Linked DNA regions of Homo sapiens: region 2 is linked to region 1. The links are chromatin contacts, found by Hi-C or POLR2A ChIA-PET in ENCODE. All regions are on one chromosome and are shown on one strand. Each heading gives the region's core, a stretch centred on a gene start or an enhancer-like site at or near the end of the contact. The rest is flanking DNA. Distances are from core to core; before and after follow the strand shown. Region 1 holds the start of UQCR10 (ubiquinol-cytochrome c reductase, complex III subunit X). Region 2 holds the start of AP1B1 (adaptor related protein complex 1 subunit beta 1).

Region 1 (4,246 bases), core at 736-3,235:
ATTTTTGTATTTTTAGTAGAGATGGGGTTTCGCCATGTTGGCCAAGCTGGTCTCAAACTCCTGACCTCAAGTGATCTGCCTGCCTTGGCCTCCCAAAGCGCTGGGATGACAGGTGTGAGCCACCGCGCCGAGCCTTCATGCATAATTCTTGGCATTTATAAAATACTATGATGCTTTCAATCACCAGGTGAAGTAAGTGGAAAGGGGTGATCTTAATTTCACAGGAAATTCAGTTTGAGATTGAGGGAAGTGCCCCAAAACACACAATTATTAAGGAAAACAGCCTGGAAGATGTCTCAGTTCTTCAACTCCCAGGTATTACTGAAGAGATTATAAGTGCGTAGTCCCAAAATATTTCACCATGAGCCATTTAAGACATTTCCTGGGACCTAAATTGGCTGAAATTCTCATTCCCAGAAGCACAAGAGGTTGAGCACAGTGGCTCACGCCTGTAATCCCAGTACTTTAGAAGGCTAAGGCAGGAGGACTGCCTGAGCTCAGGAATTCAAGACCAGCCTGGGCAACATGGTGAAACCCCATCTCTACAAAAAATACAAAAATTAGCTGGGCGTGGTGGCGCATGCCTGTGGTCCCAGCTACTCAGGAGGCTGAGGTGGGAAGATCACTTGAACCCAGGAGGTCAAGGCTGCAGTGAGCTGTGATCATGCCACTGCACTCCAACCTGGGCGACAGAGTGAGATCCTGTCTCAAAAAAACAAAACAAAACAAAAAAAAGCACAAGGAAAATGGGTGAGTTATAACAACATACTTGGATGTCTCTCCAGATCAATGGGAGTGGTTAACAGAACCACTTGCAAGAGATGGGACAGTAGCAATGCTTTCATATGGGGCAGGAAGTTGCACTGGTCACAGGCAGCATAGCACTAGTGGACAGTGCCTTCCCGGGCTGCAGAGTCAGACAGTCTCAAATTAAAAACACAAGTGAGTGGTGGAACAGGGCTATATGTATAAGGCCTACTCCAGCACAGTCATAATTTAGCGATATAAAGCATGCACTGCACCTAGCACAGTGCATGATACATAAAAGTCAAAAATGTGTTGCGATTCCTACCTCATGCTTCCACTTTCTCCTGAGGAATGTAAGCAATGATTATTTTTCAGTGGTACCACCTACCAGGCATGTGGCACCCTGCCTGCATCTCATGTAATCCTCACAATCGTGCTCAGGTTACTATTAATATCTCCATCTCACAGTTAAAACGGAGTTCAGAGAAGAAACTTGCTCAACTTAATGCCACAGTTAAGTGACAAGGACCAGTGTTCCTATCCAAGGCTTTCTGATTTCATAGCCCCCACTCTCAACCATTAATACCAACTGTCTACGTGGGAAGCCTTGGGGACCAGAAGCGCCGTCTGAAACTTCAGCCACGGCGTCTAAGGTGTCTAACGTCCTTTTCACGACCGTCGCCTGCTCAAATCTGCCCTTGAAACTCTGAGAGACAGGGGTCCCGTTTCTGGCCCTGACTTGCCCCTGGCTTCCTGTGCAGCTAGTAAGTCCTTTGCTCTCACTAGCCTTTAGTTTTTGCTTCTGATAATGGGCAAGTGGGTATGTAGGGTGGCACACAGCAATACTTACAACCCCTGCAAAATGAAATATATTAACCTCGCTTAACGTTTTAGAATTCACATCAAGCCAAGGGGACAGACGGCGGACTCGAGACAGAAGACGCCGACGGTTTACCCCTTACCCCCTTCCTGGTAAAAGTATACTGAGTCCCATCCCACCTCTACTCCACTGTCACCCCTCAGGCGGGTCCAAGGTCAGGGATGGCACAGGCCCTCACCCCCTCGTTGATGTGGTCGTAGATAGCGTCCGCGCCTTGATCGAAGGCGCGCTCGAAGAACATGACGCCCACGATGATGGTGAGGGCGAAGGTGGAGGTCCTGCGGAACAGCAGGGAGTACAATTTCGAAGTCAACGTCGCGGCCGCCATGTTTCTTCACAGTCCAACTCGCGCCACCGCGCCTGCGCTGGGGCCGACCTCGTTCCCCAAAGGCCCTAGACGTGCAACACTTTATGGGATTTGTAGTTCCTCTGAATCTCAGCCTTCGTGTTTTGAACCACAGAGGTATTCCTATCCTGGGAATGAGGAAAAAAACTCAAAAGGTTCATATCAGGACAGCCCAGATAATCTGATAAGATTTATTACCCAATTTTTCTTCTCCAGAATTCCTGGCTGTTAGAATATGTCAAACTACAACTCCCAGAAGCCCTCGCGCGCCATCACCTTCTCCCCGCCCTCCGCCCAGTCCCGGCTTAGATTCCCAAAGCTCTCTGGGAAGGGCGAACTGATGGCCAAGGCGAGACTACGAATCCCAGCAAGCAGTACGCGACGCGAGGACGCAGGAGGAGGAGCCCGGAGCTGCAGCCACCGGGGAGCCAGGTACCTTCCGCGAGACGTCGAGGGGCGAGTCCTAGTCTCTTTTCTCCGCACTGGAAGACTTGAACACTTCCTTCTCTGTGCGTACGCCCTGCGGCGGGACGCACCATTTCTTGGGATAGGGTGTGGATAGAGGGGCGAGGGCAGCTGGGTTCCCGAGACCCTGGCTCAACTCTTCGCCTTGTCCCCTGCACCAGCCCCAAGTCTAGGCCAGGAGCTGGAGCCTGCGGCAAAAGTCTTGTCCTGGAGGTTAAACCCTTCACCCTGGATTAAGGGCAGGGACGGATCTGCCCTGCTTCCTGTTCCTCTCACCCCTGGGCTTCGCACCGGGCAACCCTGGTTTGGAAGGCTGGAGACTTGGAACCTGCTTGGGATTGAAAAGAGCAAGGGCTTTGGAGTACCTGGGGCATTCAACAGATGTTTTCCCAGCGCCTGTTCTGGTCCCTGCTCTGGGGACCCAGCAGTGAACAAAGTCCTTGCTCTCACAGAGCGCTCAATCTACGGAGTGGGCGGGTGGGGAGATGCAGTACAGCAAACAGATAGTGCTTTGGTTGACTGGAGAGGCAGTGGTGGTGACATTGCACCCTGGGTAGCTGCTCTGGGGGGTGACACTTGACTAGAGACCTGAATGAATAGTAGAGTTGAACAGGAAAACGTTGGTGCAAAGGCCTTGAGGCAGCTACAGTCCTGGGATGTTTGAGGGAAAGAAGTAGAGTGGACTGTGAAGAGGTTGACTCCGGTCAGCTCATGTCTGGCCTTGGAACCCACCTTACGGAGTCTTGTTTTCTTTGGTTTTTGTTTTTAGAGACAGGGTCTCACTGTGTTGCCCAGGCTGGTCTCCAACTCCTGGGCTCAAGCAATCTTCCTGCCTCGCCCCCCAAGGTGCGTGAGCCACCGCGTCTGGCCAAGGAGTCTTGTCTTTTTCTAGTTGCACTAGGAGGCCATTGAAGGGTTTTCAGGAGAAATGCGACAAGATTTAATGTGCACTTTAATGTCATCATCCTGGCTGGTCTATGGAGAGTGGACCGCAAGGGGGAAGTTATTGTAGTAGATCATTTGAGGGAAGATGGGTGGTTATTTATTTGAGATGGAGTCTCGGTCTGTCGTCCAGACTGGAGTGTAGTGGTGCTATCTCGGCTTACTGCAACCTCCGCCTCCCGGGTTCAAGTGATTCTCCTGCTTCAGCCTCCCGAGTGGCTGGGATTACAGGCGCCTGCCACCATGCCTGGCTAATTTTTTTTTTTAGTAGAGACAGGGTTTCACCATGTTGGCCAGGCTAGTCTCAAACTCCTGACTTCAGGTGATCCTCCCATCTTGGCCTCCCAAAGTGCTGGGATTACAGGCGTGAGCCACCATGCCCGGCCTGATGGGTGGTAATTTAGGTTAGGGTGTGGAGCAGGGCAGTGATCAGATTTGGGATGTAATTTGGGAGGGAGGGCAGACAGAGCAAGCTAGCAGATGTGTGTAGGGTGCACAGGAAAGAGGAATTGAGGAGGATATCTAAGTTTTTTTTGTTTTTTGTTTTTTGTTTTTTTTTGAGACAGAGTCTCACTCTGTGCGGCTGGAGTGCAGTGGCACAATCTTGGCTCACTGCAACCTCTGCCACCCATGTTCAAGCAATTCTCATGCCTCAGCCTACTGAATAGCTGGGATTACAAGCGGATGCCAACACGCCCAGCTCATTTTTGTATTTTTAGTAGAGACAAGGTTTCACCATGTTGGCCAGGCTGGTCTTGAACTCCTGGCCTCAAGTGATCCGCCTGCCACGGTCTCCCAAAGTGCCGGGATTACAGGTGTGAGCCACCGCGTCCAGCTGACATCTAAGTTTTGACCTCAACAATTTA
Region 2 (3,905 bases), core at 262-2,761, 380 kb after region 1:
CGCCTATAATCCCATCACTTTGGGAAGCTGAGGTGGGCAGATCACTTGAGGTCAGGAGTTCAAGACCAGCCTGGTCAACATGGTGAAACCCCCGCCTCTACTAAAAATACAAAAATTAGCTGGGCACGGTGGTGCATGCTTGTAATCCCAATTACTTGGGAGGCCCAGGCAGGAGAATCGCTTGAACCTGGGAGGCAGAGGTTGCAGTGAGCCAAAATCACGACACTGCACTCCAGTCCGGGCAACAGAGCGAGACCCTGTCTCAAAACAAACAAACAAAAAAAAACAAATGATCTATCAAGTTTGGAAGAATATTCACCAAAATATTAAAAGTGATTGTCTTAGGTCAGTGGGATTGCAGATGGTTTTTTTCTTTTTTCTTTTTTTTTTTTTTTGAGACGGAGTCTTGCTCTGTCGCCCAGGCTGGAGTGCAGTGGTGTGATGTCGGCTCACTGCAAGCTCTGCCTCCCGGGTTCACGCCATTCTCCTGCCTCAGCCTCCTGAGTAGCTGGGACTACAGGCGCCTGCCACCACACCCGGCTAATATTTTGTGTTTTTAGTAGAGACGGGGTTTCACCATGTTAACCAGGATGGTCTCGATCTCCTGGCCTTGTGATCCGCCCGCCTCGGCCTCCCAAAGTGCTGGGATTACAGGTGTGAGCCACCATGCCCGGCCATTTTTTTTCTTTTTTTGAGACAGGGTCTGGATCTGTCGCCCAGGCTGGAGTGCAGTGCTGCAATTATAGCTCACTGTAACCTCAACCTCCTGGGCTCAAGCTATTCTCCTGCCTCAGGCTCCCGAGTAGCTGGGACTACAGGTATGAGCCACTGTGTCTGGCTCAAGGTCACTCATCTTAAGAATGGAGGGGTCCAAACTAGAGCTGTAAACCTAGTTTGGACAGAGAGAGACCCCTCTGTAATCCCAGCACTTTGGGAAGCCGAGGCGGGAGGATCTCTCGGGTCCATGATTTCGAGACCAGCCTGAGCAATAAAGTGAGACTCTCTCTACAAAAAATAAATAAGTAAATAATAAGTAATTAGCCGGGCGTAGTGCTGCGCACCTGTGGTCCCAGCTGCTTGGGAGGCTGAGGTGAGAGGATCACCTGAGCCTGGGAGGCGGAGGGTGCAGTGAGCCCAGATCTTCGAGCCACTGCACTCTAGCTTGAGCAACAGAGCAAGACCCTATTTCAAACAAACAAACAAAAAATGAGTGACCTTGAGCAAAACCCTGCCCCTCTTAGAACCTCAGATTTGCCGTCTTTACACAGAAGATGGACTTCAAACTCCCTACGACCTTGCCCGGCCCCCTCACGCTGAATTGGCTAGCGGGATGGTTTCCCAAGGGCTCTGCGGGAGACTGCAGCATAGCAGCGCCGCGGCTGCCGAGGGGTTAATACCGTTGGGCTCTTCCCCTTTTCTTGCCCCGCCCCACGGGCACCACCCCCGCCAGGGTTGTACCCTTGACCCCGCCTTCAGGCCTTGCGTCCACCGGAAGTACCCGCGCGCGGGCAGCTCACTTCCGCCCGGCAGGTGACAGCCGCGGGGCTCCGAGCCGCCGGCAGCCCGGACGCACCGGGAGAGCGAGAGGTGGAGGCCGCGGACATTTTGGTGCCAAGCCGAACCGAGCCGGGGCGCCGGGAGCTATTGGGACCTGCGGGTGAGGAAGCGGGGACCCGGGCGAGCCAGGAGAAGAAGTGGGGCGAGGGGTCAGGGGTCCTAGGTGAGGGGTTTGCGGGGTCAGAGGTCATGAAGAGGACGCGGCGCTGCAGGGGCGCGAGCGACGTCCCCAGCCAGAGGAGGAGGAAGGGCTGAGGGTTCGTTCATTCATTCGCGCCCACTTGGCCGCCGGCCTGTTCCTCGGCCGCCCCATACCCGCAGCACCTCCTGGGGCTTCCGCCCGGAGAGACAGGACTTAGGCCCCGAGGAATTCCCCACTGGCCTGAGGGAAAACTCTTCGGGCTCTGATTTCCTCTTTCGGACTCACCTCCATGGCCATCCTGAGGCCTCCTCGTTGTTCAGGGCGTTATCTCTTTGCCAAGGTTGAAAAAGAAGAAAGAAAAAAAAACTAGAAAACGGTCCCGTGCCGCCCGCCTCCGGCTAGGCACTGGCTTGGTCTTGTTTGTTGGAGCCTCTAAGACAAGTTAACTGAATGGAGACACCGGTGATAATGCTGCAAAATAACGAGGGAGATGCTTGCTAGTGGCTATCGAGTCCCTTCTGTGTACCGGGCACTGTGCTAAGCACTTTCCTTACAATGACACATTTAAACTTCACAGCAACCTTTGTGGGGATTAAATATCCCTATTTTATCGATGAGGACCCTGAGGCACAGAGAGGTTAAATCCCACATGTAAGGTCATTCGGGTAGTAGAGGCAAGGCCAGGTTTTCTGCCAGGCTGTCAGAGACCTGCAAAGTACAGAGACAAAGGAAAGACTGGAGTTAAGGTTGGGGTGTAGGGGATATTTAAGACTTTTAGCCAGACATGGTGGCTCACGCCTGTAATCCCAGCACTTTGGGAAGCTGAGGCGGGTGGATCGTGAGGTCAGGAGTTCAAGACCAGCCTGACCAACATGGTGAAACCCTGTCTCCAATAAAAATACAAAAATTAGCCAGACATGGTGGCGTACGCCTGTAATCCCAGCTACTTGGGAGGCTGAGGCAGGAGAATCGCTTGAACCCAGGAGGTGGAGGTTGCAGTGAGCCGAGATCGTGCGACTGCACTCCAGCCTGGGCCACGGAGTGAGACTCCGTCTCAAAAAAAAAAAAAAAAAAAAGATTTTTAGCTGCCGTTGTATTTATTTGGATTTATGTCACGATGTAGCCTTATTGCTTTTTGTCTGATCTTCATAAGGGGCATTCGACTTACTTTCTTTAGGATAAAACAATCCTACAGGCTGTTGCTATTAGTGATACCTTTCAGGGCAAGAGTCTAAGATTTTCCTGACTTTAGGGAACAGTGAGACACAAAACAGGCTATCCGTGAAAACTATTTGAAGATTGTCGAGAACTTCTCTTCAGAGTGGTTGAGCTGCATTCGTTTTGGTCTAAAAAGAGAGGAACCACATGACCTCTAGGGGATCTTTTGGTCCTAGGTTCTGGAAGAAGGTACCCAGAGGAAGAATCTTTGCCTTTCTGAGAAATATGCAGGCCCCATGGCTTCTTGCCAGAGCAGAGCACGTCTTACTTGGGAGGTGGTGAGACGGTTTGGTGGCTGGAGGACTAGGCTGTATGAATCTAAGCCTCATTCCATTGCGGATATTCACTTGCTTCAATTCTGCCTCAGTTTCCCTGACATCAACATGAGAAAGACCTGCCGCCTTCCTGTCTGCTCCTAGGGGTATGAACCTGTGAATGAACCCGTGAGGGCTTCCACATGGCTTCTGAAGAAAGCTGTATATAAATATTACTGTAATACCTTTTTTTTTTAAGCTGTGTGATCTATTCTCCTAGTTCCATTGAATTCACAGAAACTTAATATTGTCACCTTATATTCCCATCCTTCCAAGGGAGGATTTGAGATGAAGCAACTTGTCACAGAGGGTAGGAACATGAGCAGAGCTCAGAGCTTCTGGTTTTCTGTCCTGAGTTGAGCCCACCAGTCTCCTCTGACCTCTTAGAAACTGTCATGAGGAGCATCTTCAGTAGGTCTCAAAGAGTCAGATCCCTCAGAGATTGTGTGAAGATCATCTGTTGAGTGTAGGTCAGTGGAGGCTTCACCCTGAGCTGCTTCAAGAGCCCAGAGGTATGATGGAAAGATCACCAGACTCCCAGTCAGTCAGCCCTGGGTTCAACCCCAGCTCAGCAGCTTCCTGGCAGTGTGACCTGACCTGGACCGTTGACATAGGCTGGCCCTCCTTTACCTCAGTTCTAAAATAATACTGGCCACCCTTTCTGACTCCTCTAC

What was found. Hi-C counts contacts between places; a loop is a spot of excess contacts on that map. ChIA-PET counts read pairs that join two places held with the same protein, here RNA polymerase II (POLR2A). Pooled maps may share reads with other maps.
Region 2: a map of B cell shows a loop between it and region 1 (9-fold over the local background). The contact joins the promoter of AP1B1 here to the promoter of UQCR10 in region 1. A Hi-C loop is called at or near these places in 3 of 168 maps with a recorded cell type or tissue (B cell, CD4-positive, alpha-beta T cell and naive thymus-derived CD4-positive, alpha-beta T cell), 4 of 37 single-sample maps with no recorded cell type and 16 of 50 pooled maps. POLR2A ChIA-PET finds 5 or more read pairs at or near these places in 3 of 52 experiments (A673, HEK293T and activated CD4-positive, alpha-beta T cell).

Annotation. Positions count from the first base shown.
Region 1 is chr22:29,765,108-29,769,353 of GRCh38, reverse strand. UQCR10 (ubiquinol-cytochrome c reductase, complex III subunit X) reads right to left here and starts at 1,985. Exons shown (of 2, transcript NM_013387.4): 1 at 1,806-1,985. The coding sequence starts at 1,955. It overlaps ZMAT5 (zinc finger matrin-type 5), which reads left to right and starts at 2,347. Exons shown (of 6, transcript NM_001003692.2): 1 at 2,347-2,482. RefSeq lists enhancers at 1,854-1,903, 1,813-2,462, 2,264-2,493, 2,463-3,112.
Region 2 is chr22:29,386,176-29,390,080 of GRCh38, reverse strand. It overlaps AP1B1 (adaptor related protein complex 1 subunit beta 1), which reads left to right and starts at 1,511. Exons shown (of 23, transcript NM_001127.4): 1 at 1,511-1,657. It also overlaps a transcript of RFPL1 not described here.